Linked DNA regions of Homo sapiens: region 2 is linked to region 1. A link is an interaction called in ENCODE POLR2A ChIA-PET data of the cell type or tissue named here. Cell type or tissue: OCI-LY7. All regions are shown on one strand. Each heading gives the region's core, and the rest is flanking DNA. Links, peaks and the distances in the headings are about the cores only.

The links. ChIA-PET counts read pairs that join two places held together with the same protein. Peaks named below come from ENCODE experiments on the same cell type or tissue, not always from the same donor. Only the 100,000 strongest peaks of a DNase experiment are listed, where the experiment ranks them.
Region 2: POLR2A ChIA-PET joins it to region 1 with 5 read pairs; 5 of 35 experiments call an interaction of 5 or more read pairs at or near these places.

The regions. Positions count from the first base shown.
Region 1 is chr16:46,783,600-46,799,559 of GRCh38, reverse strand. C16orf87 (chromosome 16 open reading frame 87) reads left to right here. Exons shown (of 4, transcript NM_001001436.4): 4 at 1-2,957. It also overlaps the pseudogene LOC100130180. Among named protein-coding and RNA genes, the nearest start is that of C16orf87, 40 kb to the left of the region's middle. RefSeq lists enhancers at 9,094-9,173, 9,184-9,233, 11,386-11,435 and a silencer at 9,384-9,433. In OCI-LY7, for the core only: no CTCF peak of the experiment used is centred there; DNase peaks (open chromatin) are centred at 9,499, 9,939 and 10,477; H3K4me3 peaks cover 1,956 bases; H3K27ac peaks cover 2,422 bases.
Region 2 is chr16:46,844,656-46,860,615 of GRCh38, reverse strand. No RefSeq gene overlaps it. Among named protein-coding and RNA genes, the nearest start is that of C16orf87, 21 kb to the right of the region's middle. RefSeq lists enhancers at 405-699, 9,495-9,564, 15,758-15,960. In OCI-LY7, for the core only: CTCF peaks have their summits at 6,301 and 6,507 (motif pointing left); a DNase peak (open chromatin) is centred at 6,505; H3K27ac peaks cover 242 bases.

The sequences.
Region 1 (15,960 bases), core at 6,386-11,385:
AACTCATTCTTAATTATTTCCACTTTACCTTCTAGTTTGGTTTGATGCCTTATATTCTTGCTAGTTAAAAGCATTTTTTCCCTAGTATTTTCTGTCTTTCTAGCCTTTAAGGCATATTGTTGTTAACAAATCTCTTATTTAAGTTAATTAAAGTTTTTTCTGTGCAGCTGGGTTTTTTCTTTTACTACATGACAAGCTTCATTTTTACATTTGGAAGTACATGTATATATGTTTATATATTTTTATTCTCAGGATCTATTTTCTAGGGAACTATTTTTTTAAATTATTCTTTTGTGCTGCCTTAACCCATTTATTATAGTTTGAATATTAGTAGTACTTACTACTCAAAGATTACAACTATACTAATAACTATCCTAACATACAAAGCAGACTCTCCAGGATTAAAAGTATGAGACATATAACAGAGTCTGGAATAGAATAATTCTTTTTACCCCAGTCAAGTATTTGCCTTTTGCATTATTAAGGAATCTGTTTTGTTCTTTTATTGATAATTTCTATATTTTTTTCTTTGCCTTATTGCACTGGTTGGGACTTTTTGCCTTGATCCAGTTGTAGGGGGGAAACATTCAGTCATTAAGCATTAAATAACTTTGTTGTTGTTGTGGGCTTGAAAAAATACCCTTTAGTAGATTGAGGGTAGACTCTTTTATTTCTGCTTGTTGGAAGTTTTCTGTCAGGAACAGATGTTGAATTTTGTCAGATGCTTTTTCTGCATAATTGATAGGACCTTTTTTCTCCCCTTTAGAATGTTCATATGGTGAAACATACTGATAGCTTTTCTTTTCTTTTTTTTTTGACACGGAGTCTCACTCTGTCACCCAGGCTGGAGTGCAATGGTGCGATCTTGGCTCACTGCACCCTCTGCCTCTTGGGTTCAAGCTTCCCTCACCAGCCTCCCAAGTACCTGGGTATACAGGTGTGCATCACCATGCCCGGCTAATTTTTGAATTTTTAGTAGAGATAGGTTTTTACCATGTTGGCCAGGCTGGTCTTCAACTCCTGACTCAGCCTCCCAAAGTGTTGGGATTACAGTCTCGCTCTGTCGCCCAGGCTGGAGGGCAGTGGTGTGATCTTGGCTCAATGCAACCTTGCAACCTCTGCCTCCCGAGTTCAAGCGATTCTCCTGCCTTAGCCTCCTGAGTAGCTGGAATTACAGGCGCACGCCACTACACCCAGCTTCTTTTTGTATTTTTAGTAGAGATGGAGTTTCACCATGTTGGCCAAGCTGGTCTCGAACTCCTGAGCTCCGGTGATCCACCCGCCTTTACAGGCATGAGCCACCGTGCCCGGCTGCATTTCTCTTTTGTAAGAACCTGCTCTGGTTTATTGATATTTTGCTGTTTTTCTGTTTTAAGTTTCATTAATTTCTGATCTTTAGTATTTTCTCCTTTCTTTGCTTTGGGCTTATTTGCTCCCTTTTCTAGCTTATTGTGGCGGAAGCTCAGATCATTGATTTTAAAATTTACTTATTTATTTATTTATTTATTTAATTCAACACTGATCAGAAGGCTTTTTGTGCTTTTCTAAAAAAAGCATTTAATGCTATAAATTTCCCATTTGCTTTATCTCACAAATTTTATTGTGTTGTAATTTTGTGTTCAATTTAGAATATTCTGATTTTTCTTGGTATTACTATAATTTTCAAATATTTAGAGTTTTTTTCAGTTATCTTTCTGTTACTGATTGTAATTTATTGTTTTTTAAAATTATAGTTCTTTGAATAGTTTTGCAGTATTTGCTCTAGGGATTACTATAAACATACTTCACTTTTTACAGTTCACTTAGAAGTCAATATTTTACCAGTTCAAGTGGAATGTAGAAAAATCTTACCACTGTTTACATTCCTTTACCCTCTCCCCTTTATGTTATAATTTTCTTATAAATCATAAGACTTGGCTGGGCACAGTGGCTCACCTGTAATCCCAGGACTGGGAGGCCGAGGCGAGCAGATTGCTTAAGTCCAGGAGTTCGAGACCAGCCTGGACAATGTGGTGAAACCCCAACTCTACAAAAAATACACAAAATTAGCTAGGCGTGGTAGCATGTTCCTGTAGTCCCAGCTACTCAGGAGGCTGAAGTGGGAGGATTACTTGAGCCCAGGAGGCAGAGGTTGCAGTGAGCCAAGATCACTCCACTCCACTCCAGCCTGAGTGACAGAGCTAGACACTGTGTCTCAAAAAATAAAAATAAAAAATAAGACTCATCAGATAATGTATTTTTTCCTTACAACTATCATAGATATTTTTAAGAACCCAAGAGGAAAACAGTCTATCACATTTACCACAATATTTATCATTTGTATTAATCTTCCTTAATTCTTGATGTTCCAAGTTTACATAGGTATCAGTCCTTTTCATCTGGAAAATTTCTTTTAGTGCAGGTCTGTTGACATTTAATTCTCTTATTTTTTCTTCATCTGAGAATGTCTTTATTTTGCCTTAATTCATGAAAGATATTTTTGCTGGATATAAACTACTGTGTTGACAGTTCTTTCAGCCTCCATGGTTTCTGATGAGAAATGTGCAGCCATTAAAGTAATATTTCCCCTGTATGAAACATGTTATTTTTCTCTGAGTATTTTCAGGAATCTTTGTCTTTGGTTTTTATTGGTTTGATTATGATGTGCCCGGGTGTTTGAATTTATTCTCTTTGGGATTTGTTGAGCTTAAATGTGTAAGTTTATGCCTTTCATCAGATTATGTAAAGTTTTAAACCATTCAGATATTTTCTGCTCTACTTTCTCCTCCCTCTTAGGCTCCAGTGATGCAAGTGTTAGACTCTTTGGTATTATCTCACAGATCTCAGAACCTCTGTTCATTTATTTTATTTTAATAAATCATTTCAGTTAACAAAATCATATATTGTATGCAGCATGATGTTTCAATATGTATGTTCACATTGTAGGATGTCTAAAGTAAAGATAATGAACATATGCATTATCATGTATACTTACCATTTTTTTTGTGGCTGCAACAATTCTCTTGGCAATTTTCAAGTATACAATATGTTATTAACTATAGTCGTTATGCTGTATAATTGATCTCTTGAACTTTTGCCTCCTAACTGAAAGTTTGTTTCATTTGACCAGCATCTCCCTAGCTCCCCTCCCTCACCACTGGTAACCACCATTCTACTGTCTGTTTCTATGAGTTTGACTTTTTTAGATTCCACATGTAAGTGAGGTTATACAATACTTGTTTTTTTGTGCCTGGCTTATTTCACTTAATATTCACCAGGTTATCCATATTGTCATAAATGGCAGGATTTCCTTTTTAATGGCTGAAGAGTATTCTACTGTGTGTATGTACTACATTTTCTTTTTTTTTTTTTTTTTTTTTTTTGAGATGGAGTCTCACTCTGTTGCCCAGGCTAGAATGCAGTGGCGTGATCTCGGCTCACTGCAAGGTTTGCCTCCCGGGTTCACACCATTCTCCTGCCTCAGCCTCCCGAGTAGCTGGGACTACAGGCGTCCGCCACCATGCCCGGCTAATTTTTTTGTATTTTTTAATTGAGACGGGGTTTCACCGTGTTAGCCAGTATGGTCTTGATCTCCTGACTTTGTGATCCGCCCACCTCGGCCTTCCAAAGTGCTGGGATTACAGGCGTGAGCCACTGCGCCTGGCCTATGCTACATTTTCTTTATCCATTCATCTGTTGAACACTTACATTGATTTTATATCTTGACTATTGTGAATAATGCTACAATGAAAATGGGAGTGCAGATATCTCTTCAACGTACAACGTACTGACATCATTTCCTTGGATATATACCCAAAAATGGGATTGCTGGATCATAAGGTAGTTCTATTTTTAGTTCTTTGATGAACCTCCATACCATTTTCCATAATGACTGTACCAGTTTACATTCCCACCAACAGTGTACAGGATTTTCTGTTTCTCCACATCCTGACCAACACTTGTTATTTTTTGTCTTTTTAATAATAGCCATTCTGACAGGTGTGAGCTGATATTATGGTTTTGATTTACATTTCCCTGATGATTAGTGATGCTGAGCACTTTTTCTTATATGTGTACACCATTTGTATGTCTTCTTTTTAAGAAATGTCTATTCACATCCCTTGCCCATTTTTAAATTGGGTTATTTTCTTGCTATTGAGTTGTTTGAATTACTTATGTATTTTGGATATTAACCCCTTAGATGTATGTTTTGCAAATATTTCCTCCCATTCAACAGATTATCTCTTCACTCTTGATTGTTTCCTTTGCTGTGTAGAAGCTTTTTAGTTTGATGTAGTCTCACTTGTTTGTTTCTGCTTTTGTTGCCTGTGCTTTTGGTGTAATATTCAAAAATCATAGCCAAGGCCAATATCAAGGAGTTTTTCTAGCTTGTTACCTGTTTTCTTCTAGTAATTTTATGATTTCTGGTCTTAGGTTTAGGTTTTTTAATCCATTTTGAGTTGATTTTTTGTATATGGTGTAAGGTAAGGGTCCAGTCTAGTTCTTTTGTATATGGATAGCCTGTTTTCCCAACACCATTTGTTGATGATACTATCCTTTTTCCATTGTGTCTTCTTGGTGGCCTTGTTGAAAATTAGTTGAACATATATGATTGGGTTTGTTTCTGGACTTGCTGTTCTTTTTCATTGGTGTATGTGTCTGTTTTTATGCTAGTACCATACTGTTTTGATTAGCTTTGTAATATAGTTTGAAATCATGAATTGTGATGCCTCCAACTTTGTTTTCCTTTCTCAAGATTGTTTTTGCTATTTGGGGTCTTTTGTGTTTTTTTAAGAGTTTTTTTTTTTCTGTGAAGAATGTCATTGGAATTTTGATAGGGGTTGTGTTGAATCTGTATCATTTTGGATAGTATGTGTAGTTTAAATAGTATTCTTCAAATCTATGAACATGGGATATCTTTCCTTTTTTTGTGTCTTTGGTTTCTTTCATCAATGTTTGATAGTTTTCAGGGTACAGATCTTTATTAGTTAAAATTATTTCTGGGCTGGGCGTGGTGGCTCACGCCTATAATCCCAGCACTATGAGAGTTCGAGGCAGGTGGATCACGAGGTCAGGAATTCAAGACCAGCCTGGCCAAGATGGTGAAACCCCATCTCTACTAAAAATACAAAAATTATCCGGGTATGGTGGCGGGTGCCTGTAATCCTAGCTACTCGGGAGGCTGAGGCAGAGAATTGCTTGAACCTGGCAGGTGGAGGTTGCAGTGAGCCGAGATCGCGCCACTGCACTCCAGCCTGGGCAACAGAGCGAAACTCCATCTCAAAAAAAAAAAAAAGTCTAAATATTTTATTCTTTTGATGGTATTGTAAATGTGATTTTTTTCTTGATTTTTTTTTTGGATAGATTGTTATTGGTGTAAAGAAATGCAACTGATATTTGTATGTTGATTTTGTATCTTACAACTTATTAATTCATTTATTCTAATAATTTTTCTGTGAAGTTGTTAGGGTTATTTATATTGAGGATCATGTCATCTACAAATGGATAATTGTACTTCTTTCTTTCTGATATGATGCCTTTTATTTATTTTTCTTGCCTGATTGCTCTTGCTAGTATCTTTAGTGCTATGTTCAGTGGAAGTATTGAGTGGGCATCCTTGCCTTACACAGATCTTAAAGGAAAAGCTTTCCGTTTTTTCCCCATTAATGATATTAGCTGAGAATGTAGGCTATTCATAAATTGCCTTTATTACATTGAGGAATTTGTCTTCTATATTTATTTTGTTGAGAGTTCTTTTATCATAAAAGGATGTTATGTCATTGCGATGTCTGACTTTAGTATTAGGGTGATGCTGCACTCAGAAAATGAGTTCAGAACTTGTACTTTTTGGCAGAGTTTACGAAGGATTGGTATAAATTCTTTTTTTTTTTTTTTTGAGACAGAGTTTTGCTCTTGTTGCCCAGGCTGGAATGCAATGGTGTGATCTTGGCTCATGCACCCTCCGCCTCTTGGGTTCAAGTGATTCTCCTGCCTTGGCCTCCTGAGTAGCTGTAATTACAGGCGTCTGCCACCAAGCCTGGCTAATTTTTGTATTTTTAGAAGAGATGGGGTTTCACCATGTTGGGCAGGCTGGTCTTAAACTGCTGACCTCAGGTGATCTGCCTGCCTCAGCCTCCCAAAGTGCTAGGATTACAGGCATGAGTCACTGCACCTGGTCAGTATTAATTCTTTGAATATTTGGTAGAATTCAACCATGAAGCCATCTGGTCCTGGGCTTTTCTTTGATGAAAAGTATTTTATTACAACTTTAATATTTTTATTTGTGATTGGTATGTTCAGGTTTTCTAGTCTTGATTCAATCTTTGTAGGTTCTATGTTTCTAGAAATACCCATTTTCTCTAGGTTATCCAATTTGTTGGCATATAATTGATAATAATAGTCCCTTATGGTCCTTTTTATTTCTGTGACATCAGTTGTAATGTCTCCGCTTTCATTTCTGATTTTGAGTCTTCTTTTTTTTCTTTTTTTCTTTTTCTTTTTTTTTTTTTTTTTGAGACGGAGTCTTGCTCTGTCGCTCAGGCTGGAGTGCAGTGGCGCGATCTCGGCTCACTGCAAGCTCCACCTCCCGGGCTCACGCCATTCTCCTGCCTCAGCCTCCGGAATAGCTGGGACTACAGGCGCCCACCACCACGCCCGGAGAATTTTTTTTTGTATTTTTAGTGGAGACAGCGTTTCACCATGTTAGCCAGGATGGTCTCGATCTCCTGACCTCGTGATCCACCCGCCTTGGCCTCCCAAAGTGCTGGGATTACAGGCGTGAGCCACTGCGCCCGGCCGTCTTCTTTTTTTTCTTAGTGTAGCTAAAGGTTTCTCAACTTTTATATTTTTTGAAAAACCAACTTGATTTTGTTGATTTTCTGCAGTTTTTCTATTCTCTCTTTGATTTATTTCTGTCCTGATCTTTATTATTTCCTTCCTTCTGTTAACTTTGGGTTTAGTTTGTTCTTTTTCTAGTACCTTGAGGGGTAAACTTAGGTTATTTGGGATCTTTCTTCTTTTATAATGTAGGCATTTATCACTATAAAATTCCCTTTTAGTAGTGCTTTTGCTACATCCCGTAAGTTTTGATATGTAGTATTTTTGTCTTCATTTGTGTGTATGTATGTATGTATGTATATGTATGTATATATACACACAGGGTCTTGCTATTTTACCCAGGCGGAGCTCAAACTAACAATCCTCCCATCTCAGCCTTCCAAGCGGCTGAGACTACAGGTGTGTACCACCATTCCCAGCTTGAGATATTTTTAAATTTTCTTTTTTTAAAATTCGCATATAAAATTTATTTCCATATAGAAAAATTTATAAGCTAAATATAAAGATTAAACTAAAATAGTGTTTGAAAAGCCCACTACTTCAGTGCTAACAAACTAAATGAAAATAAGGCTATTTTGCATTTTAAATCATAAAAAACTGAAATATATATTAAAATAATTAGATCCCCAGTGTTTGCTCTTTTTTTTATTTTATTTTCTTTCCTGCTACAGCTTCTTTCTTACCTGAGTGTTTGCTCTTCTTCCATCACAGCTATATTGAAGAGCATACTGGTTTGGGTTGACTGGCCTACCTTGGTCATCTCTTATTAATCTAAAAACATCACAAATGTCATGCAGTTTCTGTTTCATTATGTTAATAGCTTTATTACATTGGGCTCACTCTCAAGAGTTTCCTTCTTTGCTTGCAATTTACATACATCATCCTCTAGATTCAAAATTATGTCTAATTTGCATTTGTAACAGTTCTGAGCAGCAACTTTACTTTTCCCTCTTCATCTGATATCACAGATGAGCAAGACTTGTAGGTCTGTCAGATAGTACCTATTTAATGTGCTACTGAAAAAATCAACAGGTGGGCTGGGCACAGTGGCTCATGCCTATAATCCCAGCACTTTGGGAGGCCGAGCTGAGCAGATCACCTGAGGTCAGGAGTTCGAGACCAGCCTGGCCAACATGGTGAAAACCCGTCTCTACTAAAAATACAAAAATTAGCCAGGCGTGGTGGCGGGTGCCTGGACTCTCAGCTACTTGGGAGGCTGAGGCAGAAGAACTGCTTGAACCCAGGAGGTAAAGGTTGCAGTGAGATGACATCACACCACTGCACTCCAGCCTGGGCAAGAGAGCAAGACTCGGTCTCAAAAAAACAAAAAACAGGCATGTGGACAATTTCATCTACAGAAAAAGGGATATGCAAAGCTTTAGCATGCCATTCATCACAGCTCAAGTTTCTATCAGTCACTGAGGTACCTACTCCTTATTTTCTGTGACTTTCCAGGCCTGAAAAAGATTCCGAAGTAGATTCTGGTGCATTTGGCTGTAAGTGATAAGTGTGGTTATAAAATATGTCTTGAAATGCAAGATCCCCATGGAAACCATAATCACTACTATGATCCATGTGATAAAACATACTGGGTTCTGGGTAGCAGCCTCCTACAGCACCTTCTAAGTCATGATGGGAACGAGACTATACTAAAACCCTATAGCAGCTTCACAGAGTGAGAAGAATTAGACCTGGTGATAGAGGTGCTATTGTGACGAGTCTAAAGAAAGGCCAGAATCAGAATCTGGTTCTTCAGAAAGCCGAGAAACATCCAAAGTCCTTGTCTGTGGCTAATGACATTAAGTTTATCAAATACATTTACGGGAAGGTCATATAGTAGGTCTTGGCTTTTTAGATTCGTCATCTGATTGTCAACATGTGGAAGAGATCCTCTCAAATTAGTTCTAGGAAGGGTTTGCCCAGGATTGGTGGTATGAGAATGTAACTGTAGAAATGGTTCTTGTGCCTGTGAAGTGCTTCCTACTGGATCTCCTCGAAATGTATTGTTGGGACACAGCAACATGGCCTCATGAATATTGACATCGTGACTTACAGCCTGGGTAAAGTCTCCATTATAATGTGCTGAAGAAATTCATGCCATCATTGATACTGCCTGGAAAAGGAGGAATATCTCCCGATGAGATCCCTCCAGTGAATTTTCAGGCTATGATGAAAACAACAATCTTCCAGAGAGAAAGAAGTATCTGTCCCATTCAGATGTCTCATTTCTAGGTTCAGTGGTCTTTTCTGCCTCCCGGTCAGGTTTATCTGCTGTTTGTTTTCATCTTCATTGTTCTGCTTTGTAATGAGTTCTTCTGGGTTGACACATTTTCCTCGTGCTGGGAACTGGGAGCCCCAGCTTCATGCTCTTTTCTTAGTGCCTCATTTTTCTCGTTCTTCCCCGCCGGCCCAGGGGCTACTCCGAGCTGCTTGGGGATCCCCGCCGCCCCCACTGTGCAGCCTGGCTGGCGCCGACTCCTCTGGCCAACGTGGCGGTGGCGCCGAGCAGCCCGTGAGCCACGTCTGCATCCTCAGCTGCCACGCTGTGCACCAGCCACGAATCCACTTGGCTGCGGGGGATGCAGGGGACCCCCGAGCGCGCGCACCTCCCGGAGCGGCTGGCCCTTGGTGTGCACCTGGCCCGCTCACCCTCCCGAGGCGGGGAAGGGGCTGAGCGCGGAGGCGGAGCTGGCCGGGCCTTTCGGGAGTAGCAGCTCATCGCGGTAGCAGGGTGGGCGGAGCTGGCAGGGTGGGCGGAGCTGGCAGGGTGGGCGGAGCTGGCAGGGTGGGCGGAGCTGGCAGGGTGGGCGGAGCTGGGTGGGCGGTGGCAGGCAGAGGGTGAGGTCCATTTTCTTATTTCCTTTTTAGTCCAGTGGCTGTTTAGGAGTATGTTATTTAGTTTTCACTATTTGTGAATGTTCCTTTTTTGTGTGTGTGCTGTTACGGATTTCTAATTTCACTCCATGTAGTTGGAAAACATACTTGATATGATTTTGACCTTAAATTTGTTAAGACTTCTGTTGTGGCCTAACGTGATCAATATATCTGGGAGAATGTTTTGTGTGTGCTTAAGAATGTGTAGGCCAGGCTTGGTGGCTCACACCTGTAGTCCCAGCACTGTGAGGCTGAAGGGACAGGATCGCTTGAGGCCAGTTCAAGATTACACTGAGCTCTGATCACACCACTGCAGTCTAGCCTGGGTGGCAGATTGAAATCCTGTATCTTAAAAAAGAAGAATAAGAATAAGAATGAGGAGGAAGAGGAGGAGGAGGGGGAGGGGGAGGAGGAGGGGGAGGAGGAGGAGGAGGAAGAAAAGCAGAATGTGTATTCTGTTGAGTGAAAAGTTCTATTTATGTCTGTTAAGTCCATTTGTTATAGTGTTCAAGTTCACTCCTTACCGATTTTCTGTCTGGACGTTCTGTCTGTTACTGAAAGTGGAGTGTTGAAGTCTCCTACTACTATTGCTGTCAATTTGTACTTTTAGATCTGTCAATATTTGCTTTGTTAGGTGCTTTTAAGTTTGGTGTATATATATTTCTAATTGTTATATCTTGTTGACCCATTTTTTGTTAAATGACCTTCTTTGTGTCTAGTGACAGTTTTTGACTTAAAGTCTGCCTTCTTGGATATGAGTTATAGCAACTTCTGCCTTTTTTGGGTTAACATTTGCATGCAATATCTTTTTTCTTCCCTTCACTTTCAGCCTTTGTGTGTCCTTGAGTCTAAACGAGTTTCTTGTAGACAACATATAAATTTTAAATCTGTTCAGGTACTCTACATCTTTCTTTTGTGGAGTTTATTCCATTTACATTTTTTTGTTTTAAAAAATATTTTTATTTGACAAATTATAATTGTATACATGAATGGGGCACAATGTAATGGTTTGATGTATTATATAATGTGGAATAATTAAGCTAATTAACATACCTATCACCTCATTTTTTTTGTTGTAAGACCTTTAAAATTTATTCTTAGCTATTTTGAAATACATAATGCATTATCATTGACTATAGTTGCCCTACTGTGTGTTAGATCTTATATATTTTTCATCCTAATGGAAACTTTGTACTCTTAGATCATTTATTTGACACTCTGATTCCTTGTTCTCTCCTTCTTCTAACCCCCAGCCTCTGGTAACCACCTTTCTACTCTAGTACTATGAGTTTGACATTTTTTAGATTCCACATATAAGTAAGATCGTGTGGCATTTGTCTTTCTGTGCCTGCCTTATTTTACTTAGCCTGATGTCCTCCAGGTTCATCCACAGTATCACAAATGACAGGATTTTCTTCTTTTTAAAGGCTGAATGATATTCTATTGTTGTATATACCATATTTTCTTTATCCATTCATCTGTTGATGAATATTTAGGTTGAATTCATATCTAGCTATTGCAAATAATGTTGCAATAAACATGGGAGTGCAGATACCTCTTCAGCATGATTTTAATGCATTTATTCCATTCAAATTTAAAGTAATTTTTGGTAAGGAAGGATTTATTCTTGCCATTTTGTTGTTTTATTTGTCTTGTGGTTATTTTATTTCCTTTTTTTTTCTTGCTGTCATTTTGTTTCTTTTTTTTTTTTTTTTTTTTTTTTTGCATTGCTAGGTTTTGATTCCCTTTTTCTTTGTGGTTATCACGGGGCTTACACAGAATATAGTTCTCACAGTCTACTTTAAGCTGATAACTTCCCTCTCATGCAAGAATGCTTTTCTCTCTTCTCTTCCCACATTATGCTATTGATGTCACAATTGTCTACTATTTATATTATGTATCCATTAACATATTTTAGTATTAGTTGTTTTTAATACTTTAACCTTTTTTTTTTTTTTTTTCTGGGATAGAGTTTTCCTTGTTGCCCAGGCTGGAGTGCAATGTCGCAATTTTGGCTCACTGCAACCTCCGCCTCCCGGTTCAGGAGATTCTCCTGCCTCAGCCTCCCAAGTAGCTGGGACTAGAAGTGCCCGCCACCACGCGTGGCTAATTTTTTTGTAATTTTAGTAAAGACGGGGTTTTGCTGTGTTGACTTAAGGTGATCCGCCTGCCTCAGCTTCCCAAAGTGCTGGGATTACAGGTGTGAGCCACCAAGCCTGGCCTAATACTTCAAACTTTTTTTTTTTTTTTTTTTTTTGCTTTTTAAGAGACAGGGTCTTGCTCTGTCACCCAGGCTAGTGGCCTGATCTTGGCTCACTGCAACCTCCACCTCCTACATTCAAGTGATTCTCCTGCCTCAGCTTCCCAAGTAGCTGGGGGATTACAGGTGTGCACTACCACACTCAGCTAATTTTTGTATTCTTTTTAGTAGAGATGGGGTTTTGCCATGTCGGCCAGGCTGGTCTCGAACTCCTGACCTCAAGTGATCCACTCACCTCAGCCTCCCAAAGTGCTGGGATTATAGGTGTGAGCCACCGTGCCTGGCCTAAACTTTCATAGTAAGATTGCAGTCTATTTACTCACCACTGTTGGAATAATAAAAGATTTTTTGCCTGTGTATTTACATCTACCAATGAGTTTTATGCTTTATTTTGCTTTCCTATTGTTGTTCAGCATTCTTTCAGCTTGAAGGACTCCCCATATCATTTCTTATTTCTTGTCAGACAGGTCTAGTGGTGATAAACTCCCTCAGTTTTTGTTTGTCTGAGTAAGTCTTTATAGCCCCTCTTTTTTTTTTTTTTTGGAGTCTCACTCTTGCTGGAGTGTAATGGTGTGATCTCGGGTCACTGCAACCTCCGCCTCCCGAGTTCAAGTGATTCTCCTGCCTCAGCCTCCCAAGTAGCTGGGATTACAGGCACCTGCCACCACGCTCAGCTAATTTTTGTATTTTTAATAGAGATGGGGTTTCACCATGTTGGCTAGGCTGGTCTCGAACTCCTGACCTCAGGTGACCTGCCTGCCTCAGCCTCCCAAAGTGCTGGGATTACAGGCATGAGCCACCCCACCTGGCCCAGCCCCTTGTTTTTTAAGGATAGTTTTGATGGGCATAATATTTTTGGTTGGCAGTTTTCTTCCTTGAGTACTTTGAATGTACTGTTCCACTCCCTTCTGTCCTGCAAGGTTTCTGCTGAAAACGGTTAGTCTAATGTGGATTTCCTTGTATGTACCAAGCTGCCTTTCTCTTGCTGCTTCAAAATTCTTTGTCTTTACCTTTTGTTAGTTTGATTATAATATGTCTCTGTGTAGATCTCTTTGGATTCTTCTTATTTGGCATCCTTTGGGCTTCCTGGATCCAGATTTCTCTTTTCTTCCCCAGTCTTGGGAAGTTTTCAGCCATCTCTTTCTCTCTCTCTCCTCCTAGTACTCCAGTAATGTATAAATTGTTCTCCTTAATGCTTTCCAATAAGTCTTTTAAGTTATCTTTACTCTTTTATTCTATTTTTACTTCTCAGATTGCGTGATTGTGATTGACCTCTTTTCTAGTTCACTGATCCTGTCTTCTTGATCTAGTCTGCTGTTGAATGCTATTGAATTTTTCAGTTCAGTTATTCTTCAGCTCTGCGATTTCTGCTTGATAATTTTAAATATTTCCTATCTCTGTTGAAATTTTCAGTTCAAGAATTGCTCTCTTAATCTTGGTGAACGTCTTTATGACCTATTTCACATTCCCTATCAGGTAAATCACGTATCTTTATTTCCCTAGGTTCTGTTTCTGGAGATTTATCTTGTTCTATTTGTAACATATTTCCCTGTTTCTTCACTTTTCTTGACTTTCTGTGTTGGTTTTTGCACAGTAGGTAAGACAGCCACCTCTTCTAGTCTTGTCACACTGGCCTCATCTGGGAGATGGACCTCACCAACCAGCCCTACCAGATATTCTAATTCTAGATGCCTCTCATATCTTTTTGCTTGTCCAAATTGCTTTGTTCTTCATGGCCCTTTGGATACTAGGGTGTGCCAAGTTCTGTCAGCACCCCAAGATATGTGAGATAGAAGCCAGTCCCTTGAGATGCAGCTTGAAAAGTCGGAGTGCTAGATTTATGTTCCAATTCCTTCTACCTCAGGGAGAAGCTGGGAGCTAGAGTTTATCTCCCACTTACTCTGTCCTAAGCCTGGAAGAGGATCTGTGGCAAATGCCTGCACTTTTATGCAGTCTGCACATTCCGAGTTTCAAAGGAATCCACTGGATGTGCACCCATTTAGCAACCAGCTTTTTTTGTCTTCTGTGTTCTGGGGAGACTCCAGAATACAGAGCCCTGTCAACTCCCAGAGCTAGGTGATTTAGGAATCAGTTCCTCATATGGGAACTGTTAAAATTGGGGCACTTGATGCATACATATACTTTTTCCAGGAAATCTGCAGACCTGGATTTATCACTTAGTTGAGCTGGTGGAGAAGGTACAGGAAGTGCCCATTCTTCCCTAGAGCCTTTCAGAGGTTTATTGTTTATCTGCTCTGTTTGCTCCCAGATACAGGCTAGCCAGAAGCCCGACCCTCAGGCAGTAGCTGGAAAAGTATGCAGACAGACCTCTTTCAGAGAGATACTTGGAGCTGGGCCTCTTAGCTTATTCTCTCTGGACTGATCCTGGGTGGGCTACAGCCACTGGAAGTGCCCTTTAACTCTACAAGTTAGATGAGCTCACAAACAAACTCTTCATTCCTGAGGGAGAAGCTGGGAGTTGGGGGATGCTTCCTGTTTGTAAAGTGCTGTCCCTGTGGTGGGGTTTGTGCACAAAGGTGTCTCAGCTTTTACTACCTGTTTTGATGTGAATATTTTCTCAGTTGCTCAGTGTGTTAGAGTCTTTCAACTAGTTTTTGGCATTCTCTCAGAGGGATTTAATTTGTGCGTAGATGTTTATTTGGTGTGTCTGTGAGAGGAGATGAAGTCAGCATTCTCCTTTTCTGCCATCTTGCTAATGTTTATTGTAATTTTCTTTTTCTTTTCTTTTTTTTTTTTTTTTTTTTTTTGAGACAAGGTCTTGCTCTCTCACCCAGATTGGCATGCAGTGGCATGATCACAGCTCACTGCAGCCTCAATTTCCTGGGCTCAAGCAATTCTCTGGCCTCAGGCTTCCTGAGTAGCTGGGATTACAGGCACACACCACCACACCCAGCGGATTTTAAAAAATTTTTTGTAGAGATGAGGTCTCACTATGTTTCCCAGGCTGGTCTCAAACTCCTGAGCTCAAGTGATCCTACTGCCTTGGCCTCCCAGAGTGTTGGGATTATAGGCATGAGCCACTGTGCCCAGCTTAATTTTCTTTTCTTTTGATGTCTTTGTCTGTCTATATCAGGGTAATGCTGGCCTCATAGAATGAGTTAGTATGTGTTGCCTCCTGTTCTGTTTTGTAGAAGTATTTGATATTAAAATTCCTTAGGCTGGGTGCAGTGGCTCACGCCTCTATTCCCAGCACTTTGGGAAGCTGAGGGAGGGGGATCACCTGAGGTCAGGAGTTTGAGACCAGCCTGGCCAACATGGCAAAACCCCATCTCTACTAAAAATACAAAAATTAGTCAGGCATGGTGGTGCTCACTTGTAATCCCAACTACTTGGGAGGCTGGGGCAGGAAAATTGCTTGAACCCAGGAGGCAGAGGTTGCAGGGAGCCAAGATCATGCCACTGCACTCCAGCGTGGGCAACAGAGCGAGACTCCGTCTCAAAAAAAAAGAAAAATTCTTTAAATGTTTTATGGAATTCATCAGTGAAACCATCTGGTTCTGGACTTTCCTTTGTTGAAAGGTTTTTGATTACTGAGTCAATCTCTCGTTATGTGTCTGTTGAGATTCTCTATTTCTTCTTGAGTCATTTAGGTAGTTTGTGTGTTTCTAGGAATTTGTCTGTTTCATCTAGGTTATTTAATTTGTTGGCATACAATTGTGCATAGTCTTTTCTTATAATCCTTTGTGTTTCTGTATGGTCAGTAGTAATGTCCTCACTTTCACTTCTGACTTTACTCATTTGCCTCTTCTTTTTCCTTAGTCTAGCTAAATGTTTGTTAATTTTGTTGATCATTTCAAAGAACCAATTTATGGTTTCATTGATTCTCTCTATTGGTTTTCTATTCTCTATTATATTTATCTCCAACTGGTAATTTTAAGGAACTCAATTCCAGAACCTCAACTTCTATTTTATTATTTACTATGGCATCATATAAGTTCTTTTCTACCACCCCTTTCTCTCCAGTCCTTCCCCAACCTGGCAAAATAAAG
Region 2 (15,960 bases), core at 4,402-9,401, 63 kb before region 1:
ACCTTGATTCACAGTTTCATTTTTGACTGACAGACTTACTGTTCCATCCCAGCATTGGTAACTAATGGGCTTTCTGGCTCGGTTTTTGCTAGGCTCATTGAGATTGTTTTGATTAGGATGCATTATTATTCAAGTGGCAGAAAACCCCACTCATATTGCCTTTTAAAAACATATACATTGGCTCATGGAGTGTGGAGGTATTTGACACTTCAGGAGTGGCTGGATTCAGGATTCAAATGAGGTGATGGCAATATTGCCCTTCCCAGTCTCAGGGCCCATTTATATTATGTGACATGAGTCCAACACTATGTGCTCTTGGTGATGCCCCAGTCACTGCTGTGGGTCCTGGTCTGCAGCCCAGGTCCCCTTTTTGCTATTTTCTCTGTTTTTGTCGACTTCCCTTCAGGCAGCTTCCCCTCATGTAGTGAAAGGGCTCCAGTAGATCCTTGCTGAACTCCCTGCCATCCAAAATCAGCAGAGAACAGAGAACTTCAGAGGCCTCAGGAAAAGTCTCATCGTGACTCACTGGTTCTCACTGCATCACAGCCCCAGCCTGGGTCCCGCCCACATCACTGAGGTCAGGGCAAGGCTGATGTCCGACTGGCTCATACCTAGTCAAAGTCTCCACTGCTGGTTACCAATGAAGATGGCAGCCTCATCAGAATTCCTTGAATGAAGAGGAAGGGAGGGGGGATGTGACAAGGGATAGCTCAGCATAGCTCAGATGGCACCCCCTCTGAAAGGCAGCAGCCTCAATTTGAAAAAAAAAAAAAAGGGCAGGGCACAGTGACTCACACCTATAATCCCAGCACTTTGGGAGGCCAAGGCTTGCGGATCATCTGAGGTCAGGAGTTCAAGACCAGCCTGGCCAACAAGGTGAAACCCCGTCTGTACTAAAAATACAAAAATCAGCTGGGCGTGGTGGCAGGAACCTGTAATCCCAGCTACTCGGGAGGCTGAGGCACAAGAATTACTTGAACCCAGGAGGGAGAGGTTTCAGTGAGCCGAGATTGCACCACTGTACTCCAGCCTGGGCGACAGTGAGACCCTGTCTCACACACACACACAGGGCCAGGCATGGTGGTTCACACCTGTAATCCCAGCACTTTGGAAGGTAGAAGTGGGAGGATTTCTTGAGCCCAGGAGTTGAGACCAGCCTAGGCAATGTAGCAAGACCCCATCTCATTTTTTTTTTTTTTAAGGGAGAGTGTCGTTCTTTCGCCCAGGCTGGAGTGCAGTGGCGCGATCTCAGCTCACTGCAACCTCCATCTCCCAGTTCAAGCGATTCTCCTGCCTCAGCCTCCTGAGTAGCTGGGATTACAGGCACCCACCACCGCACCCAGCTAATTTTTGTATTTTTTAGTAGAGATGGGGTTTTGCCATGTTGGCCAGGCTGGTCTTGAACTCCTGACCTCAAGTGATATGCCCACCTTGGCCTCCCGAAGTGCTGGGATTACAGGCATAAGCCACCGCTTCTAGCCCCCGCCTCAATTTTTTAAAAAATTGAATTAACGACAATAACAAAAAGAGGCAGCATGTCACAGTGGTTGAAAGTGTGTACTGCGGTGCCAAGAGGCAGCATGTCACAGTGGTTGAGGGTGTGTACTGTGGTGCCAAACCACCTTGGTTCTAACAATGGCTTTACCATTTAGGGTATGTGACCTTGGGTAAGTTACCAATCTCTGTGCCTCAGTTTCCTCACCTGTACAATGGGAGATAATGGCCTCACCTTCATAAAATTATTGACATAAAATTGATTTAATATATATAAAATACTTAGAACTCTGACTGGCATGCAACAAGATCTAGATATCTTTGCCATTATTGAGATTTCATGATCCTTAGGAGAGAATAGGGGAAATTCCTAATGCAGCAAGTTTTCAACAAAGGGCAGTGTTCCTTTGGCCTAGGACAGTGATGCTGTGGCTTGAAGTGACTCCTTTCATCAGTTTACCCATCTTAGTCTGCAATGAGCAACTTCCAGATATCACCCCTTTGCATGTGTTGGAGCTCAGAAAATGATACCCCAAGACGAAGGCTGCAGAAGCAGCCTCAGAGGCTAAAGGTTTTCACTGACCTTCTGCCCTCCTGTCTTTTAGGCCCATTCTCCCCAGGAACTAGTTATAGAAACTAGAATCCCTCTTCCTCAAGGCAGATCATAGACACCAAAACCCTTTTTCCCCCAAGCCAGCCATAAAACCTAAAAATATTCTGTGAAAAAACTGGCCTACCCTGTTTGACTGTAGGTCATAAGATCCCTATTGGAAAGAGGATCCTGCCCCATACCTAGAGGGAAGGAATGCTGCTTGGAGAGGCCAAGAAGAATCCAGACCGACAGATCTTGCTGGGTTTCCCCACTCTGTCTATTAGCGAGCGTTAGCGCAGACCCTTTTTGCCCAATCCTATTTCTACATGGCTGTCCAGACTTTGTCGAATCTAAGCGCAAAAATGGACAACTTCCCCTGCATCTTTGGGTCTTCATTTGGAAGTCTCCTGTGTATACATGTCATGCTTCTTCTCCAATTAACCTACCTTTTGTGAGCTGATTTTTCAGTGAACCTTCCAAGGGTGAAGTAAAAGTCTCCTTGGCCCCCACACACACTGGGGTGTAGTTTGCTTTGAGGCTGGTCTGGGGGTGAGGGCATGGCTGTTGTGGTTTGCCTTGAGGCTGGTCTGGGGGTGAGGGCATAGCTGTTGAATACCATTAAGGGCATTTCACTGTGAGGTTTGATTCACATTGTTCTAGAACTTTAGACTGATTCACAATTTCGCTGCCAGCCGGTGCAGCAGCAACTGCTTCCATCTGTGACGTCGTGCACTGATTTATAAACCATTTATAGCTCTCCTCCCCACTTGACACAGCTGCTCCACAAATGGCTCAGGATTGCAACTAGAGGGGAAATTGGGGACTGCACTTGAACTTTCTCTATAATGAAGTGTAAATTGTCCTTTTGAAAAGTGCTTTCTTCATAAATCCCAGGCCTCAAATGTGGCAATTAAGAGAAGCCTTAAAAGCAAAAGAGGCTTCTGTTCCAGGTCTTTTCAAACCCTAAATGTCAAATTCTCTGTGCCTGTGTCCTGGCCTGGCATCTTATTTCCCTCAACACCCTCCTCCCATCTCTTTCTTAGTAACAATCTCAGATCCTGGCAGCGAATGGCATGCGAAACTGGGAACATTTTTCTTCTACACAGACAGGGTTATATAAATCTTCCTGTTTTAAAGTGATTTCTTTTACCCTTTATTTCTTTTGTGTGCCTTTAGGAGTCTGCTTGAATTCTTAATGGGCTAGATCCCTGGCTGGCTTGTTCTCTGCTTAAAGCAAACCATATCGATGCCAATTACTTTTATCCAGGCATTTGCATGTTTACTAAGGTCCTACTACCAGGCACTGATATCATCAGAGACTGTCTCCATATTCTTTGTATCCAGTCTTTTTTTTTTTTTTTGAGACGGAGTCTCGCTCTGTCTCCCAGGCTGGAGCGCAGTGGCACGATCTCGGCTCACTGCAACCTCCGCCTCCCAGGTTCAAGCAATTCTCCTGCCTCAGCCTCCTGAGAGTAGCTGGGACTACAGGCGCCGGCCACCATGCACGGCTAATTTTTGTATTTTTAATAGAGACGGGGTTTCACCATATTGGTCAGGCTGGTCTCGAACTCCCGACTTCAGGTTATCCACCCGCTTCAGCCTCCCAAAGTGCTGGGATTACAGGCGTGAGCCACCGCGCCCAGCTATGTATCCAGTCTTTTTCCACAAACATTCTACTTTTGGCCGGGCGCAGTGGCTCACGTCTGTAATCCCAGCACTTTGGGAGGCCGAGGTGGGCGGATCACAAGGTCAGGAGTTCGAGACCAGCCTGGCCAACATAGTGAAACCCTGTCTCTACTAAAAATACAAAAATTAGCCAGGTGTGGTGTCGTGCGCCTGTAGTCCCAGCTACTCAGGAGGCTGAGGCAGGAGAATCACTTGAACCTGGGAGGTGGAGGTTGCAGTGAGCCGAGATCGTGCCATTGTGCTCCAGCCTGGGTGACAGAGTGAGACTCTATCTTAAAAAAAAAAAAAAAAGAAAAGAAAAGAAGAAAAAAAAAACTACTTTTGATAAATCTCCTTTCTGTTGTTGTTACTGTTGTTTTTTTAGGCAGGGCCTCACTCTGTCACCAGGCTGAAGTGCAGCCATGTGATCATAGCTCACTGCAGCCTCAAACTCTTAGGCTCAAGTAGTCCTCCTGCTTCAGCCTTTGAAGTAGCTGGGACTACAGGCACATGCCAACATGTCCAGCTAATTAAAAAAAAAATTTAAAGAGATGGGGTCTTGCTGTGTTGCCCAGGCTGGTCTCAATCTCCTGGCCTCAAGGAATGCTCACACCTCAGCCTCCCAAAGTGCTGGGATTACAGGTGTGAGCCACCAAGCCCAGTCTGCCCCTTTATTTTCTACTGTTTTAAAAAAGGCATTGGCTTATCTAAAGGACCTAGTTCCTAGATAGTTACTTCCTGTTCTAGAGAGTTAATACAATGAGACTAAGGTCATCAAGTCCCACCAGAATACATCAGGCTATGTTACATGTCCATGTTTTCGAATACGCTTCAGAGGGAATCTTCTTCCTCTCCTTCATCTCTCTAATGCCTTCTCATTTTTCTAAAGTTAGGCCAATGTCATGACTCTGCTGGGAAACACTGTTGGAGCCCTCTGATTTTGATATTCCTTCCCCAGGCTCCCTTGAGTTCACCATTCTTGGAGAAAGCATTGCAACTGGACAGTGATCATTGATTTACTAGTCTGCCTCCATCATTAAGGTAGAGGCCAGAAAGGGACTATGTCAGATTGAACTTATTTTCCTCAGTTTCTAATAGACAATTATCAAATGAATGAACAAATGTACATTTCCTGAATACCCTCTATGTGCCAGTTACTGTATGAGGGTCTGGGGACACCAAGACCTTGTCCCTTTGAAGTTTATGGTCTAGTGGAAAGTTACACACTAGGTTAATAATCACACATATCACAATATTATCTTGAACTGATAAAGGGAAAAAACAGAATGCTTTGAAGGAAAAAAACAGAATGTTAGGAGACTGTCTGATAGGAGCGCCCAGAGATTGGATAAGCAGGACTTTTATCTGGGAAGAAGGGAGAGGGAGGGCTGGAAGTGCTTTCAGGACGTCCTGAAGTGTACCGAATGAGTAAACTGATGAAAGTGAGTGGGAGGGGGATGGAAACTCGCTCTCTGGTCATCGTGGGCATCGATGAATTGGTTTGTCTTGTGTCTTCTCCAGGTGGCAGGACCCTGATTTTTGGAGGATCCAAGCCTCCCTCATTCTCATCCTGACCTACCCCTCTTTCTAATAATGGGCACTTGACCTAGCCAAATTGAGTATGTCATCTACCAGGGCTCCTCCCATGTGATTAATTTAGGAATGAGTTTGAATTTAAGTCAAGTCTGGGATTCTTGGCATAACTAGGAAGAAAGACCTGCATTTCTTTCAGCACTTTGGATATTGTGCTTGAAAGAGAAGGGTAGAGATAGATGAAGACAAATTGATTTCTGATTTTTTTTGAGCACCTGGATCCAGCCATACCTGAAACTCGTGTGGCTACAGTTGTGTCTAAATTAACACACCTATGACTTTTAAAGCTATTAACTAGGCTGGGTGAAGTAGCTCATGCCTGTAATCCCAGCACTTTGTGAGGCTGAGGTCAGAGGATTGCTTGAGCCCAGGAGTTTCCAGCCTAGGCAACATAGGAAGACCTCGTCTCTACCAAAAACAAAAAACAAAAAACAAAAACAAAAACAAAACAAAACAAAACAAAACAAAAACATGGTGAGCACCTGTAGTCCCAGCTACTCAGGAGGCTGATGTGGGAGGATTACTTGAGCCTAGGAAGTTGAGGCTGCAGTGAGCCATGATAGTACCACTGCACTCTAGCCTGGATGTCTCAAAAAAAAAAAAAAAGCTATTAACTAAATAACTATCCCATCTTTTTATATGGCTTAGGCTAGTTTGCACAGGGCTTCAGGTACTTGCAAGACCAATGGCACTCATTTGCTAAGTCCAAAGAGGGTAAGGGAGGCCAGCTAAAGCGATTATGGAGGTCATCCAGCCAGGGAGAGCCCAAACACAGCAATCTTTCCTGCACCAGGAGAGTTCCCCCTAAGTGTCTGTATTCTGGTCTTCTCCTCAGAGACCCTGACCCTTGGGTTTCCATTTGTTTGAGTGTCTAGCAACAGGTGCACTGAGGGAGGGTGGTTGGAGAGAGATACCAATAGGAACCTTCCCAGGCCCTGACAGGGCAGGGAGTTCCAGGTACCCAAAGTGCTGGAAAATCACGAACTGCCTCTGCATTGGAGGAATGTGGACTAACCCTGATTTGAGAGTGGAGAGCCAGCAGGAGAGCTGGCTTTTGCTGGACTGCAAATGGTGAACCTGCTGGGCCAGGCAAGCTGGAATTGTTAATGGGCCTCAGTGAGCAACAACACCAGTGGGTCACAGCTGCCATCTAGCGCCGGATGCCGGCTTTTGCAAATTGTTTACTGGCTGTTTCCAGCTGAAAGGCCTTTCTGAGGGCCAATCTGGGGGGAAATGGGTAGGTCAGTACCTCTACCTTCATATTCAGGAAGAACCTTCAAATCAGACTTTCAGTATTATCTCTAAATCAGATTATTATACATATAGTCCCAGAGCCAAATTGACTAGATGACAAAAATGGGCAATCATTGCACAACATTAATTTCTGTTTCATTCCAAATCTCTAGAGTGTTATGATAGATTGATTAGATAGATAGATAGACAGACAGACATTTAAGGGCAGGCATGGTGGCTCATGTCTGTAATCCCAGCACCTTGGGGGCTGAGACCCGGAGATCACTTGAGTCCAGGAGTTTGAGGCCAGCCTGGGCAATATAGCAAGCTCGTCTCTACAAAAGATGGTGGTGCATCCCTGTGGTCCCAGCTACTCGTGAGGCTGAGTTGCTTGAACCCTGGAGTTTGAGGCTGCAGTGAGCTATGATAGCACCACTGCACACTCCAGCCTGGGCCACAGAGTGAGACCTGTCTCTTTAAAAAAAAAAAAAGATGGATTTTTTTAAAAGATGGATAGATGGATATTTTAAAAATAAATCCTGTAATGGTCCTATTTATGATTCAGGTTTCTGGCAGAAAATAGGCAGGTAGTGTAACTGCCCAGTGGGTTCACCTTTCCCACTGCCTAGACCTGCCTAGACAGGGGAATTGCAATGGAGAAAGAGTAATTCATGCAGAACCGGCTGTGCAGGGGACTGAAGTTTTATGATTACTCAAATCAGAGCATTCAGGGATCGAAGTTTTTGAAGATAATTTGGGAGATAGGGGCTTGGGAAGTGGGGAGTGCTGATGGTTGAGGTTGGAGATAGAATCGCAGGGGGTCGAAGTGAGGTTTTCTTTCTGTCTTCTGTTCCTGGGTGGGATGGCAGAACTGGTTGAGCCAGATTACGGGTCTTGGTGGTGTCAGCTGATCCATCAAGTGCAGGGTCTGCAAAATATCTCAAGCACTGATCTTAGGTTTTACATGGTGATGTTATCCCCAGGAGCAATTTGGAGAGGTTCAGACTCTTTGGAGCCAGAGTCTGCATGACCCCTAAACCACAATTTCTAATATTGTAGCTAATTTGTTAGTCTGGCAAAGGCAGACTGGGCCCCAGGCAAAAAGGGGTCTTTTCAGGAAAGGGCTATTATCAATTTTGTTTCAGAGTCAAACCATGAAACTGAATTCCTTCCCAAGGTTAGTTCGGCCTACACCCAGGAATGAGTAAGAACAGCTTAGGCTGGGCGAGGTGGCTCACGCCTGTAATCCTAGCACTTTGGGAGGCCAAGATGGGCAGATCACCTGAGGTCAGGAGTTCGAGACCAGCCTGGGCAACATGGTGAAACCCAGTCTCTACTAAAAATACAAAAATTAACCGGGCATGGTGGTGGGCACCTGTGATCCCAGCTTCTCGGGAGGCTGAGGCAGGAGAATTGCTTGAACCTGGGAGGCAGAGGTTGCAGTGAGCTGAGATTGTGCCACTGCACTCTAGCCTGGGCAACAGAGTGAGACTCCATCTCAAAAAAAAAAAAAAAAAGGAGAGCTTAAAGGTTAGAAGCAAGATAGAGTGGATTAAGTCTGATCTCTTTCACTGTCATAATTTCCTCAGTTATAAATTTTGCAAAGGCGGTTTCAGTAGTACACTACAAAGGGATGCCTGGGGAGAGTTTAATGATAGGCTACTAACAAAGGTGTGAGAAGGGACCAAAGGAAACAATCAAAGTCCAGGGAAGCAGGCCAGGGTCAGTGATTGGAGGAAGCTGCTTCCACCCTCCAGAACTGATGGGACAGGAAGAGGGCAGGAGCTCAGCAGGATGGCTCCGTAGGCCAGAGCTCCTGCACAGGCACCAACCCCAGGGGCTGGTTCTTGGTTGGGTTTGGAGAAGTACTCCCTAAGATGTGGATTCAGGTGAGACTGACTCGTTAAGGAGTGCTCCCAGGGGAGAGGGAAAATGGAGTAGCAGGGAGCAGGGCAGAGGAGAGGAAGCCAGCAGGTGTGACCGCAGGCATACCTGTGGAGGTAGCTCCAGCTTGACCTGCAGGGCAACTCTGAAGGGGAAGTTGTTTCAGGAGGTCTGACTGCAGGCCAAGAGCTTGGCATCGAACTCCTGACCTATCAGTCATTGATCAAATGGGAGGGCAGGAGGAGAAGTGGGGGAGTCATCCCAGGCACTTTGACTTTTTGCATGTTGGGTTGAACCAAGTATCTTCAAGAATGATTTACTTATAGGCTGGGCGTGGTGGCTCATGCCTGTAACCCCAGCACTTTGGGAGGCTGAGATGGGCGGATCAGTTGAGGCTAGGAGTTCGAGACCAGCCTGCCCAACATGGTGAAACCCCAACTCTACTAAAAATACACAAATTAGCAGGGTGTGGTGGTGGGCACCTGTAATCCCAGCTACTGGGGAAGCTGAGGCAGGAGAATCACTTGAACCTGGGAGGCAGAGGTTGCAGTGAGTTGCGATCATGCCACTGCACTCTGGCCTGGATGACAGAGCAAGACTCCATCTCAAAGAAAAAAAAAATTTTTACTCATAATTTAATAATGACTTTGTGAGAAGTACAGCAATAATGTGTGAGAGGTTTTAATTATAATGTATGTTATTTGTTGAATTCTAAAGTACTCCACAGGTGTTTTGATAGACACCTGTTTGGGGTTAGCAACATACTTTCTGGTTAAACATCACAAGGGATTACACATTTCTCTTCTCACCAAAACTGCTCCTGTAAGTGGTATGTAAATATGACGGGCCTCCTTTTTCTCTTAAACTCAACATGATATTCTGGCTTCACTCATTTGCTTTCTAGCAGCCGCCCCATGTTAGCCTTGCCAAATGGTCAGTCTTCTATTTGGTAGGTTTTATAAGTCCTAAAAGTCTTACTTCAGAAATAGCTCTAATAAACCAAGCATGGAAAATTTCACTCATTTCTTCTGAGGCTGTAGAATTTGCATCCATTTTTTTCCGCAGCTGTCACAACTGTTGCAGATGCCTCTGACCAGCCCACAAGGTTGACTAGCCTGCTATACTCTACAGAGCAACTGAAAAGCATACAGAGATCCAAAGGAATATGGGTAAAGCCAGGAAAGCTGCTGTGAGTGGGGATGGGGGACCAGTGAGGTGTAGTGTGTCTGGAAGGAAGATGCAGAGATGGAGTTTGAAGTATCAGAGGTGTGTTTGGGGGAAAGGGCAAGAGCTGTGAAGGATAAAGGAGGAGGAAGTAGGGTTGGGCAGGGAGAGGCTCAGAACACAATCAGATCTTACATTATCTGCCGAGCTCTGGAGCAAAGATTACCTATTACAACAGTCATGCATTAGGCAAAAATGACCAGGCCCTGGTACACTTTGCTATGTCTGGTCATTGGCTGGTGGCTGACTGAGCCAGGCATGAATCCTAAAGGTGGTACAGCTGGAGGCTGGTAACTAACTACGCTCCTTGCAGCTGAATGGCAAGTGTTTGTGTTTTTGGTTTTGTTTTGTTTTTTGAGACAGGGTCTTTCTCTGTTGCATAGGCTCAGGTGCAGTGGCACAAACAGCTCACTGCAGCCTCAAACTCCCAGGCTCAAGTGATCCTCCTGCCTCAGCCTCCCAAGTAGGTGGGATTATAGGTGTGCAACATCATGCCTGCTCATTATTTTTTTTTTTTTACAGGGATGGCATCTTGCTATGTTGTTCAGGCTCTTCTCAAACTCCTGGCATCAAGTTGTCAGAGCCGTTTGAACTGGAGCAACTCCATCTTGAATAGGGGCTCAGTAAAATAAGGCTGAAACCTACTGGGCTGCATTCCCAGATGGTAAGGCATTCTAAGTCACAGGATGGAATAGGAGGTCAGCACAAGATACAGGTCATAAGGACCTTGCTGATAAAACAGGTTGCAGTAAAGAAGCCGGCTAAAACCCACCAAAACTGAGATAGCCACCAGAGTGACCTCTGGTCATCTTCACTGCTACACTCCCACCAGTGCCATGACAGTTTACAAATGCCATGGCAACATCAGGAAGCCACCCTATATGGTCTAAAAGTGGGAGGCATGAATAATCCACTCCTTGCTTAGTATATAATCAATAAATAACCATAAAAATGGGCAACCAGCAGCCCTCGGGGCTGCTTTGCCTATGGAGTAGCCATTCTTTTATTCCTTTACTTTCCTAATAAACTTGCTTTTACCTTATAGACTTGCTCTGAATTCTTTCTTGCGTGAGATCCAAGAACCTTCTATTGGGGTCTTGATCAGGACCCCCTTCCAGTAACAAAGTGATTCTTCCTCCTCAGCCTCCCAAAGTGCTGGGATGAAAGGTGTGAGTCACCATACCAGCCTGCAAGTTATTTTTGAAAAGAAATCCAAGTGGAGCATTTTCATGGCTGCCACACTTAATGAAATGTAGTGTATTTGGCTATTCCAGCCATCCCTCCAACACCAATAAGGAAGACCCTACCTGCAAGGGGTACAGAAACAAGGGGCAGAGAGAGAAATGGGGCCCTGATGGCTCACATGAGTGCATAGATCCAGCTGTGCCTGAAGCCCATCAGATTCTTGGCTCTTTTGGTTATGTGAGCCAGGAAATACTCTTTTTGCTTAAGCCATTTTGAGTTGAGTTTTTATTTCACAAAATTTCTGATTCCTGATTTATATACTCTCTGAGTTTCATGTTCCTTAACTGTAAGATGGGGCTCATGATTCCACTTTGCAGGGTTTGAGAGAAAGAACGACAAGTAATATAAAGGACAAGCTGCAAAGTAGATGCCCAATAAATAGTAAATAGCATGAAAGGGAAAAGCAAAGGAGGCAAAGCAAGGTGTGGGACTCCTGGAGACTCCTCTGTGCCCAGGGCAGGCAGCAGGCTGAGTTCAGTGCTCAGCGAGGGTGGTGGCTGGCTTGGGCTGTCTAGAGTTACCCAGCTACAAAGGAGGCTGCCTCCTGAGCTGCTTTGAGCCTGTGGCTTTTCAACAATGAATGTGCCCACCCAGTGTGTTATTAGCTCTGTAGGAGGAGAAGAAAAGCACTCTTTCTAGCCAAAAATAAGGCTTCTCATACTCTTTATCTTCATCTGGACAGTTTTGGGGGTTTTGTTTTATTTATTTATTTATTTATTTATTTATTTATTTATTTATTTTATTTTTTTTCGAGATGAAGTCTTGCTCTGTTGCCCAGAATGGAGTGCAGTGGCATGATCATAGCTCACTGCAGCCTCGATGTGCATGCCCGACTAATTTTATTATATTTTGTAGAGACAAAGTCTCATTATGTTTCCCAGGCTGGTCTCAAATTCCTGGGCTCAAGCAATTCTCCTGCCTTGGCCTCACAAACTGTTAGGATTACAGATGTGAGCCCACTGCTCCCAGCTGGACAATTATTTGTATTCATTTTTGTTACTGTTGTTATTTAAAGATGATTCCTTTGTGCAAATATATAAAATTTGTAGAAAAAAAATTAAAAGAATAAACAAGCGATGACCACATTTGTAGCATTGTGATGATTCCCAAAGCTTCTGGTGAAAAAACAAACAAGAAAGAACACAAACCCCTCTAATTTATATAATTTATAACTCAGGATCTATTTTCTTTTTCTTTTTTTTTTTTGAGATGGAGTCTTGCTCTGTCGCCCAGGCTGGCATGCAGTGGCGCAATCTCGGCTCACTGCAACCTCTGCCTCCCAGGTTCAAGTGATTCTCCTGCCTCAGCCTCCCGAGTAGCTGGGATTACAGGCATGCACCAGCATGCCTGGCTAATTTTTGTATTTTTAGTAGAGACGGGGTTTCACCATGTTGGCCAGGCTGGTCTCAAACTCCTGACCTCAGGTGATCCACCTGCCTCGGCCTCCCAAAGTGCTGGGATTACAGGTGTGAGCCACCACACCCGGCCTAGGATCTATTTTGTAAGATAAGTGGTTATGTTTATATTTTAAAGATTGCTAAGGCTCCTACTGTTCCTCTCCTCCCACTAAAAATGTAAAAGCCTTAAAAGGCTCATTGATAGGGGCTTTGTGTCCTGAATGTTAACAGTGACAGGTGTAGAGGTGGAGGCTACATCTCATTTCTCCCAATCTCTGGGGGAAGCTCAGGTCCTAATTACAAGAGAGAACAAAAAGTGGCTTTGAATATCCATTTTGGTTCATTCATCAAGTACTTATTATTAAAGAACCTCCTGCTAGGTCTAATTGCATAGTGTGAGATTAGAAGCACCTGCAGTCACTTTAATAGCAAGCATGAAAGATCTTGAGCAAAGTTAGAAACAGGATCAAAAACCAGTGAAAAGTGGACTCTTTGGCACCCAACCTGGTTCTTTCTTTCTGTCTTCAGGTCAAGGACAGATGACCTACACAGATCCTTCTCATTTTTCTCCAGGTCAGTGGGACCCCAAAGGCCCATCTCTCTGTCACTTCCTCTATGGACCTCTCCCCAGCATGCACTGATGGAATTATTGTTTCATTTGAGTACCCATGAAAGCCGGCATCCAAGACGATCCCTACTTCCTGGGATACATGCCCTTATTTAGTCCCCTCCCACACTGACTGGGGTGACCTGTGTAACTAATAGGATATTGCAAAAATGACAGAGTGTGAGTTTTGAAGTTCAGTTATAAAAGATGTTGTGGATTCCCTCCCGTTCTCTGATGGAAAATGTGCCCTGTAGAAGAACAGTTGCTATGTTAAAAGGATACTTAAGCAGTCCTATGGGGAAGCCCACGCTCTAAGTAACTGAGGCCACCTGACCTCAGCCAGTGTAGTGGTTTTAAAAGATGTCCACACATTCTTTGACGTGTCTCCCTTTAAGAAGTGTAGTTTAAACCACGCGCCTGTAATCCCAGCACTTTGGGAGGCTTAGGCACGTGGATTGCTTGAGCTTGAGTTCGAGACCAGTCTGGGCAACATGGCGAGAGCCCATCTCTACCAAAACCCAGCCAACCAAACAAAAAACAAAAATCAGCTGGGCATGGTGTCTCGGGCCTGTGGTCTCAGCTGGAGGGATGGGGTTGGGGCGGGGGCTGAGGTGGGAGGATCACTTGAGCCTGGGAGATTAAGGCTGCAGTGAGCTGAGATCATGTCACTGCACTCCAGCCATGGCAACAGAGTGAAATCCAGTCTCAAAAAAAAAAAAAAAAAAAAAGCCGGGCATGGCGGCTCACGCCTGTAATCCCAGAGGCCGTGGGGCGGGGGCGGGGGGGGGTGTGGATCACCTGAGGTCAAGAGTTCGAGACCAGCCTGGCCAACATGGTGAAACCCCGTCTCTACTAAAAATACAATAATTATCCAGGTGTGGTGGCAGGCACCTGTAATCCCAGTTACTCAGGAGGTTGAGACAGGAGAATCACTTGAACCTGTGAGGCAGAGGTTGCAGTGAGCTGAGACCGTGCCATTGCACTCCAGCCTGGGCGAAAGAGCAAGACTCCGTCTCAAAAAAAAAAAAAAAAAAAAAAGTGGAGTTTAATTTTCTCCTTTCCTTCAATGTGGACCGAACTTGTTGACTCACTTCTAATAAATAGAATATAGCAGACATGATGGTTTGTGACTTTTGAGACTTGGTTATGAAAGTATTGCAACCTTACTCTCAGCCTTTTTGTTGTTGTTGTTTGGTTGGGGGGGCCTGCGGACTGGGACAGGCTCTTGCTCTGTCACCCAGGCTGGAGTGAGTGGCACGATCACATCTCACTGCAGCCTCAACCTCCCAGGTTCAAGTGATCCTCCTGTCTCAGCCTCGCAAGTAGCTGGGGCTACAGGCATGCCCTACCATGCCCAGCTAATTTTTCTTGTCTTTTCTTTTCTTTTTTTTTTTTTTTTTTTGCAGAGAAAGGTTTTCACTGTGTTGCCCAGGGTGGTCTTCAACTCCTGGACTGAAACGATCCACCTTCCTGGGCCTCCCAAAGTGGGCCTCTCTCTTGAATCACTTCAGTTGGCAGGGAAGTCAGCTGACATGTCACAAGGACATTATGGCATCCCTATAGATAGGTCCATGAGGCAAGGGATGAGGCCACTTGCCAATAGCCAGGGGCTGGCGCCATCTTGGAAGCACATCCCCTAGTTCCTGTCAAGCCTTCAGATGCTCAGCCCTGGCCAACAGCGCGATTACAACTCCCTTCTGAGAGACTCTGGGCCAGAACCACCGAATTAAGATGCTCCTAATAATCATTTAATTTTTTTAATTAGGCCTTTAAAATATGTGTATATGGTTTAATCTCATTAGCTAAATTAAGGAATTAAAATTTGTTTCATTTATTTTTCACCCAAGTGTGGCAAAACAAACTTTATCATTTTTGTTTTTTTTTCAGTATTTTGTTGTTGTGTTGTTTTGATTAAGACAGGGTCTCACTCTGTCATCAAGGCTGGAGTGCCGTGGCACAGTCACAGCTCACTGTAGCCTCGACCTCCCTGGCTCAGGCGATTCTCCCACTTCAGCCTCCTGAGTAGCTGGGACTACAGGTGTGTGCCATCATGCCTGGCTAATTTTTGTTGAGACGGGATTTCCTCACGTTGCTCAGGCTGGTCTTGAGCTCCTGAGCTCAATCTGCCCACCTCGGTCTCCCAAAGTGCTGGGATTACAGGCATGAGCCACCGTGCCTGGCCACATTTTTGTTTTTTCGAGAAAGCCAAAAGGTACAGCCAAGAGCTCAGGGCCGGGCGCGGTGGCTCATGTCTGTAATCCCAGCACTTTGGGAGGCCAAGGCGGGTGGATCACCTAAGGTCAGGAGTTCGAGACCAGCCTGGCTAACATGGCGAAACCCTGTCTCTACTAAAAATACAGAAATTAGCCGGGTGTGGTGGCGGGTGCCTGTAGTCCCAGCTACTCGGGAGGCTGAGGCAGGAGAATGGCTTGAACCCGGGAGGCGGAGCTTGCAGTGAGCCGGGATTGCGCCACTGCACTCCAGTCTGGGTGACAGAGCCAGACTCCGTCTCAAAAAGAAAAAAAAAACCCAAAGAAATAAATTCAAAACCAAAATAATATTTTAAAACAAAGATTGCTATAGAGAAAACAGAAACATAGGGCAGCTCCTTTGGAAAACAGGCAGTTCTTTACAAATTTAAACATAGAACCTGGGTGGCTCACGCCTGTAATCCCAGCACTTTGTTAGGCCGAGGCGGGTGGATCACTTGAGGTCAGTGACTAGCCTGACAAACATGGTAAAACTTCGTCTCTGCCAAAATAACACAAACATTAGCCGGGTGTTGTGGCGGGCTCCTGTAATCCCAGCTACTCGAGAGGCTGAGGCAGGAGAATCGCTTGAACCCGGGAGGGGTAGTTTGCAGTGAGCCGAGATAGGGCCACTGCACTCCAGTCTGGAAAAAAACAAAAACAAAAACATAGTGTTACCATATGATCCCACAATTTCAATACTAAGAATATGCTCATAAGAAAAGTGTACATATGAATGTTGATAGCAGAATTATTTATAACAGTTAAAAAGTGGCC